Regions from separate parts of the Homo sapiens genome. Here region 2 is linked to region 1. The links are chromatin contacts, found by Hi-C or POLR2A ChIA-PET in ENCODE. All regions are on one chromosome and are shown on one strand. Each heading gives the region's core, a stretch centred on a gene start or an enhancer-like site at or near the end of the contact. The rest is flanking DNA. Distances are from core to core; before and after follow the strand shown. Region 1 overlaps KCNJ11 (potassium inwardly rectifying channel subfamily J member 11). Region 2 overlaps SERGEF (secretion regulating guanine nucleotide exchange factor).

Region 1 (3,721 bases), core at 448-2,947:
TGGAGTGTCAGGGCAGCTCTCCTGCTGTGAATGCAAGCTCCCTGGGAAAGTTCTCCCTAGAAAAAGATGTGGGGGAGGAGCTCAGGTGAAGGACAGAGCCTCCTGCCCGTGGAGAGAAAGTGGGCCCTGGAGAAGCTGCATGAGTCCTCTCCAGCAGAAGGGCCAGAGGTGCACATTAGTGGGGCTCGGGTGGGTCTCATGGTGACATTGGCTGGAGATGCCAAATCCACAGGCGTTAGGCCTGGGCAGGTTCTAGTGTGCGAGTGGGCTAGTTTTTCTAGACTAGCACACAGGAAGAGGGTGGCCTGGCTTGCCTTCCCTCTGAAGCTCAGGACTGAGGCCCAGGACATGTCTCACACCATTGATATGAGTTGGGGACAGATGGGTGGCAGATGTGCCCAATCAGGCTGCATTGACACCTGACTGGCTGGAAGAAGAGCCTGTAAAGCAAAGAGCCCAGTCTTCCTGTAAGAAGGAAGAAGATGGAGGGCTCATCATGCACGTGGGCCAGAAAAAGTGCCAGTGAGGTTGTTCTGACTCCATAGGTGTTCTGGACATAATCTAGGCTGTCACAAAACAGCCAAGCCTGCTGCCAGTTTCCAATCTGGGATCTCAGGGAGGCCCAGGGGCTTGCTGAGTTCCACCTTCCCTCTTTCCCTTGGTTTGGAGACAACTTTCTCCCTGTGGTGAATGTGACACTTAGAACAAGGTGCAGCCCTACTAAAAGCTGGAGCTTAGGTCACTGGGACTGTGTGCTAGGGGAAAGAGGGGGAGGGAAGAGCAGGGCTGTGGCATTAGACAGACTTTGGCTGAAATCTTGGACCTGCCTCCTACTAGCTGTGAGATCTTAGCAAATTACTTCCTGCTATAGGCTAAATGTCTGTGTCCCCCTAAAATGCACATGTTAAATCCTGATGCCCAAGGTGATGGTATTTGGAAGCGGGGCCTTTGGGAGGTGATGAGGGTGGAATCCTCATGAATGGGATTAGTACCCTTATGTAACAAGGCCCCAGAGAGCTCCCTCACACCTTCCACCATGTAAGATTACAGGGGAAAGACAGGCCCTTCAGCAGACACTGAATCCACTGGCACCTTGATCTTGGACTTCCTAGCCTCCAGACTGTGAGTAATAAATGTCTATTGTTTATAAGCCACCCAGTCTATGGTATTTTGTTATAGAAGCCTGAATGGTCTAAGACACCACCCTTTCTGACCCTGTGTCCTCATCTACAAACTCAAAGAAGAACAGTGCTTCTCTCATAGTCCTGCTGGGCCACAGTGATACATGGTACTTCCCTTCTCCTTTTCAGGGGCCCTGGAGTTGAGACAGCTCTGCACATAGCGTGTGGATGGGCCAGACTGCTTCCTCTGCTGTCACATGATGACTAAGGGATGCAATCCTGGAGGCAGAATATCACAAACAAAATTATCACAGAAGTTCCTGCTGGGCTGAGTAGTGCTCAGGTGAACTTCTTTGTCCAGTTGAGGCCAGTGCCATAGAGAAAGGGTGCCCCCAGATGGAGGTAGCACCATCAGTGGGCAAGAACACCTTCGCGGAGGAGGGAGGCTTGGTCGAACTGCCTCTCTATGCCTGGAGCTTTCCAGCCCCTCCCTGGGTTATGCCTTAAGGCTGGGGGTCTCCCTCAGAGTTGGTGGAAAACCTAGGACCAGTGGTCCTGATTTTTCTCTGCCGAAGTAAGTCTTCTCTGTGGCCAGCAGGTGGCGCTAAGCCCTCAGTTCTGTGGGCTTCACACTCACCAGCAGCTTAAGGTCCCTGAGGGGTGGAGGAAGGTTACTCTGGTTTGGGCTCCAAGGATGGTACTGCCAGCAGGTCCTTAGTGAGTCTGGCCTTTCTCCTTGGCCTTAATGGCAGCCAAGCTGAGTCGCAAGAGCCAGCCTCCTAGGATCCTGGGCTGACTCTGAGTAGCTTTCACCCCTTCACCCTCAAAACCAGAAATGGGTCAGCTCTGCAAGGAAGGGAATCAGCGCTGGGGACTGCATGGGTGCTGGGAGAGGGCAGCTTAGAGCTCAGACCAGCAGCGGCAACTTCCTGGCCCCTTGGCCCTGCCTCTGGAGCCGCCTGAGACAGACCCTCACTGATGCCCTGTCTGCAGGCCTCACACTGTAGCAATAACCCTGGCTTTTTGTCCTGTACGCCATCCATCCGTTATTCATTCATTCATTTGTTCATTCATGTAGCACCTACTCCATGTAAGCCAGCCACAGTGCTGAGTCACAGTCCCTGACCTCAGGAAGCCATGGACTTGTGGATGGGGAGACAGACCCCTAAACGTAGGCAAAAGGAGAATGCCCACAGCACAGCAGAGGGAAGGGACCTTCCTTTTCCAGAGAAATCAGGGAAGGTTTCGAGGAGGCATCACTCAGCCTGGATTTTTATGGATTTCAACAGACAGAGATGAGGCCTGGGCAGTCCAGGCCAAGGGAGTAACATAAGCAAGGTCTGGGAGGTAGGAAGCTCAACATTATGTGTCAGGAGGGATAGGACAGCGAGGTACCTAGGGAAGTGGGTGGGCAAGTGCAGACTCCTGGCAAGAAAACAGTGGGCCATAAGGCCGGAGAGGCAGTCACAGCCTGAAATGGCTGCTAAGAAGCTAGCCTTGACCCAGAGGTGATGGGGAACTACCGAAGGTATTTCATGATGAGGGTGGGGGGTGACCCACCCTTCTAAGACCACCCTGGAGGCTGTGTGGCAGATGGACTACAGTGGGTGAGATGGAGACAAGGGGACCAGGTCACAGGCATTGCCACAGCCCCTAAAATCGTGGTCTCAGCTAGGAGGGGACACCGTGTGGAAAGAAAGACCTGGCAAAGAAACATGACCAAGGGCAAAATAAAAGCACCGTCTCTCTTTAACACTTGTTTGGCCGTTTCCTCAGCATGTAGCTGATTCAGCAGCAATCACAATAGTTAACATTTATTGAGCACTTACTGTAGACCAGGCACTTCAGCATTTTACATATTTTTCATTTACTTCCAAAACAATTCTATGAGGTAGGTACTATTAGCATCCATGTTATAGAAGAGGCAACTGAGACACAGAGAGGCTAAGTTACTTGACAAAAGTCATACAGCTAGAGCCAGGATTCGAACCCAGGCAGTTGGCTCGAGAGTTAGTGCTCCAATTACTACACTAATGCCTATGACACCTCTATACCTCTCCCTGGGCACTCCAGCCTTCCAGCAGGTCCCTGGGAGTAGAGACAGAGCCCAGGGCTGCAAAGCCTGGTGAGTGCCCAAAGGCTGAGTTGGCCAGACAGGCTGACAGGGCTGGGCCACCTGAGACAGGAGAGGGGAAAGTCCCCCTGAACTGGTGGAAGAGGTGCCAGCCTTCCGTCCCTCCCCTGCCCTCCCCGCTAGGGTCTATGGCGCCTCTTGAAGGGGGTGGCAGCTGCCAGTCCCTGCCTCCCTTCCCACCAGCATGCTTGCTGCCTCCCCAGCAAGAAAAGCCCAGAGTTTAGGTCATGAGGGGGAGGCTTTATTGACAACGGAGAAGGCAGAGTTCTAGGCAAGTTCACACAACACTGCTCCAAGGGTCCAGGCACGGGTCAAACCCGTCAGGACCAAGGGCCTCTTCACCTCAGGGACCTCAGTCCCTCCCACCATCCTGAACCTTCCCACACCTTTTCCAGCAACCCAAAGATATCCACCCCCAAGCCACCTTCTGGACAAAGTGAGTGGCAGCCACTGTTGTGGAGCCAGG
Region 2 (3,721 bases), core at 757-3,256, 610 kb after region 1:
GGGCTATTAATCTCCATAATCTTTAGCTCATTTTCAAAATATCAAAAACCATTTCACTTTGTGAATATATTAAAAATTACTAAATTGTATACTTTAAATGAAACTTAAGTTCTTTGTATACTTTAAAAGAAATTTAATTTCTTATATTTAAAATACATCTTAATTAAAATATTCAACATTTATATATAAATAACACCATAATAAAAGTGCCCTACATATGAAATAACAAATTTACTACCAACAAGAATTTTTAAGAAGTTGAAGTTGGCAAACAATTAGACAAGCTCTAGGTTTACATACCATCAGTCATTTCAAATTAATTAGAACAAAACAGAAACACCTCGTAGTCTACTTTTATTCTCAGAAAAGAATGCCTTCTCCATCCCTCATTGACTGTGGGGCACGAACACATCACTTCTCACCCTAAGGTCTCTAGTCCTTCTTCTGTAAAAGGAAGGGAGGAACTGGATACCCACTGGAGTCCCTTATAGTTGGCATTCATTTCAACTCAACACTTTTAACAAATATTAATATATAAATCTACCTAATGTGAGACACAAGTTAAAAGTAGGTGCTTTTTTATTAGATGTTTGTTTTAAATTCATTAAATGACAAATTATCTGCAGCTCAGAATTTGCAAAGCATTTAAACTTTCATATTATGGCTCCCGTGCTCTTGAAATAACAACTTCTCAGCTGGGCTGCATTGCAAATTTGATGTCGAAGAATGCATACCACCATTAATTTACATATATTATGGGCACACCTGAATTTCCACATAAAACACTAAGTACGGAAGTCCCTCCTCTTTGCTTAAAAAATAGAATACATTCAACTCTGTGAGAGGTCTTACCAAACAAAATATTATAAATCTCTCAGATGTATAGTCTCCAGTCTACCAGCAGGGGTCAGGGCAATGTGGGCCAAAGAGAAGGGATTACTGTCACTTTCAAGAAAATGCTGCATTGCCTTGGAAGGAAAAGTCACTAGACAGTTTATACTGTATTGGCTCGGTGTTTCAAATGGAAGGATGAATGCGCAGCCAAAGAGAGAGATATAGTGTAGGATAAAAAAACAGTTAAGACAGAAAAACAGATAGATCAAAGAGATGAAGTAGATAAATTAGAGAAACATATAACAATATAAAATATTTACAAAACTACATATCTAGAGTTAGATATATAGACACACAGATTAGATATTACAAAGATTAAAGATAAATAGATACATAGGTAAACAGAGTAGATAGATACACAAATGGAGACTGATAAATGGATTAGAAAGATATAGATGGATAAAACAGGTTACTTTGAGATTAGACAACTAGAGAGTATACACAGGTAGAGAGCTTAGACAGTTACAATACACACCAAAATAGATTAGATGGATAAGAGAGCAGCTTCTACCCTCATAATCGTAGGTATATCAGAAAACTACAAAGAATTCATAATTATATTACACTGTGTTATCCATATATGTTATATATAAATTTACTGTTGATTACATGATTTGACAACCACCATTACCCTGAGAGGAAGACATTATTATCCTTATTGTATAGTTAAGAAAGCAAACTCAGACGAAATGGAAGTGAGCCTATGTCTGCTATTCATGATTTATATGTATTATATTTAATTCTCGTAACTGCCCACAAAGTCTTTTACAGACAAGAAGATGGTCTCAGAAAGGAAAAGTAATTTGCCTAAGAGCATACCAGTGGTAGCATCAGAATTCTAGCTCCAAAGTCTATGACATTCCCTCTGTATTTCAATATCACCACTTCAGGCAGTCACATACAGAATCCTGAATGGCATGTTAAACCGTGAAAGAGCTGGTACCTACCTGTTAATGAAGCTGAGTGGTCTGAGCCAGCAAGAACACACATTGCTTTAGAATTCTCTAGACCTACAAAAGAAAAAATGTTCTTCTGAATTACATTTATAACAGAACAAACTGGGCAGAGAGGGGGCACTCAGCCAGTACCACCTGGGCGTGGGAGAGACTCAGCCAGTGCAGGCAGGCCTGAGTCAGCAGCACTGGCCAAGAAGATGGCTGGCATTGTAGGGAGCCTGGTAACATGCCAGGAGATTGAACAATCAAGTAAATACATTCAGGATAAAGGAGCCAGATTCATCACTATCAAAGAGGGGAGGAAAGGTATAGATATGAAAAGGGGAAAGGCTATAATCAACCGTGTAATATTGGATAGTAATTGGAAAAATCAGTGTAAATTCATGATTTCTAGTAGAGACAGATAAATAGACATAGGTGTGTGTATGTAAAAATGTGTGTGCATGTGTGTGTGTCTGTGTGTCTATTTCCTAACTCCAGCAGTTGAGTGGGTCTAGAGCAATGACATCTCATACACTCAGCTGTTATCAAACGCAGGCACTTAAATAACCCCAAGCCTCCTAAGAATACACAATCAGAACCAGATTCTGAACTGGGCTTCTTTCTCCAAATTCAGCACTTTTCCTTCCTTAATTACACTGCTAAAAGTGGAGCTAGCCTGTGATGACATGCAGTCTAGCATGCAGATAGACGCAGACTTATTCTGTAACTTTTTTTTCTGACACTTCTTTTTAATTAATAACTGTTGTAATAAAATGGCCCTCACACCTTCAAGTGTCCTCTGGAATGATAACAGGACAAAGCAGATGTTTTCACCCATGTTCACCAGAGAGGAAGTACTGGGCCCCTAATGGCCAGGTGAGGAGGGAACAGCCCGGGTTCCAGCTCCAGAACTTTTGGCAATGAGGTGAGAACGGGAGGACGAAAAGTGAAAGACTTTGAGGACTGGAAGCTGATGATCCATTCTAATGTCTCATCAGGGAACTCCCCCAAAACCAACTCTGAATGTAAGCTGTGCCCCACCCAAACAGATGCCAAACAGGTTGTTTAAATGAAATAAAATAAAAAACATTTTTTCCCTCTAATAACAGGTCCTGTGCTAAAATATAGAGCAAAATGACACACCGCTTCCACCCTTTAAAAGTTCATAATCTTCAGCATATGAGAAAACATACAGACAATTCATAATAACAGTATACTGTGCTATCCATGCATGTGAAGTTAATGCAGTGAACACTAGAAAAGAAAAGGTCTTTACTGAGAAAGGTGTATCTGAGCTAGGTCTAGCACTTTGGGAGGCCGAGACGGGTGGATGACGAGGTCAGGAGATCGAGACCATCCTGGTTAACACGGTGAAAACCCTGTCTCTACTAAAAATACAAAAAAATTAGCCAGGCGTGGTGGCAGGCGCCAGTAGTCCCAGCTACTCGGGAGGCTGAGGCAGGAGGATGGCGTGAACCCGGGAGGCGGACCTAGCAGTGAGCTGAGATCGCGCCACTGCACTCCAGCCTGGGCGACAGAGTGAGACTCTGTCTCAAAAAAAAAAAAAAAAAAAAAAAATTCTTAGAATTTTTCCCAGAGGGAACACAAAGGAAAAGGCATTTCGGGCAGAGGTAACAGTTTTCCCATAAGCACAGAGAAATGAGAAGGCAGGATATGCCTGGGGAGAAGTGAATACCTTGATGAAGAAGACAAAAATGTTTGAGAAGTCCAAGTTTACATTATACATGTTTCTAATGTCATGTGAAGTGGACTACCTGTCCCACATCCAATGCTCCTTCTCCTTTCTAAGAGGACCTTCCCCAGCTCAACCCATGGGTTTCAGGGAAGCTAAGCCCACCCCTAGCTGAAAGAGAACACCTCCAGGACTT

What was found. Hi-C counts contacts between places; a loop is a spot of excess contacts on that map. ChIA-PET counts read pairs that join two places held with the same protein, here RNA polymerase II (POLR2A). Pooled maps may share reads with other maps.
Region 2: a loop to region 1 is called in a map of ovary, with 10 times the contacts of the local background. The contact joins two enhancer-like sites. A Hi-C loop is called at or near these places in 2 of 168 maps with a recorded cell type or tissue (CD8-positive, alpha-beta T cell and ovary), 1 of 37 single-sample maps with no recorded cell type and 5 of 50 pooled maps. POLR2A ChIA-PET finds 5 or more read pairs at or near these places in 2 of 52 experiments (T-cell and activated T-cell).

The regions. Positions count from the first base shown.
Region 1 is chr11:17,382,379-17,386,099 of GRCh38, forward strand. KCNJ11 (potassium inwardly rectifying channel subfamily J member 11) reads right to left here. Exons shown (of 1, transcript NM_000525.4): 1 at 2,870-3,721. Among named protein-coding and RNA genes, the nearest start is that of KCNJ11, 4.4 kb to the right of the region's middle. Within about 2 kb of position 1,698, at least 3 of the 41 ENCODE cell types and tissues checked have a DNase peak (open chromatin) inside an H3K27ac peak, as active enhancers do.
Region 2 is chr11:17,991,090-17,994,810 of GRCh38, forward strand. It overlaps SERGEF (secretion regulating guanine nucleotide exchange factor), which reads right to left. Exons shown (of 11, transcript NM_012139.4): 7 at 1,842-1,904. Among named protein-coding and RNA genes, the nearest start is that of SERGEF, 20 kb to the right of the region's middle. Within about 2 kb of position 2,007, at least 2 of the 41 ENCODE cell types and tissues checked have a DNase peak (open chromatin) inside an H3K27ac peak, as active enhancers do.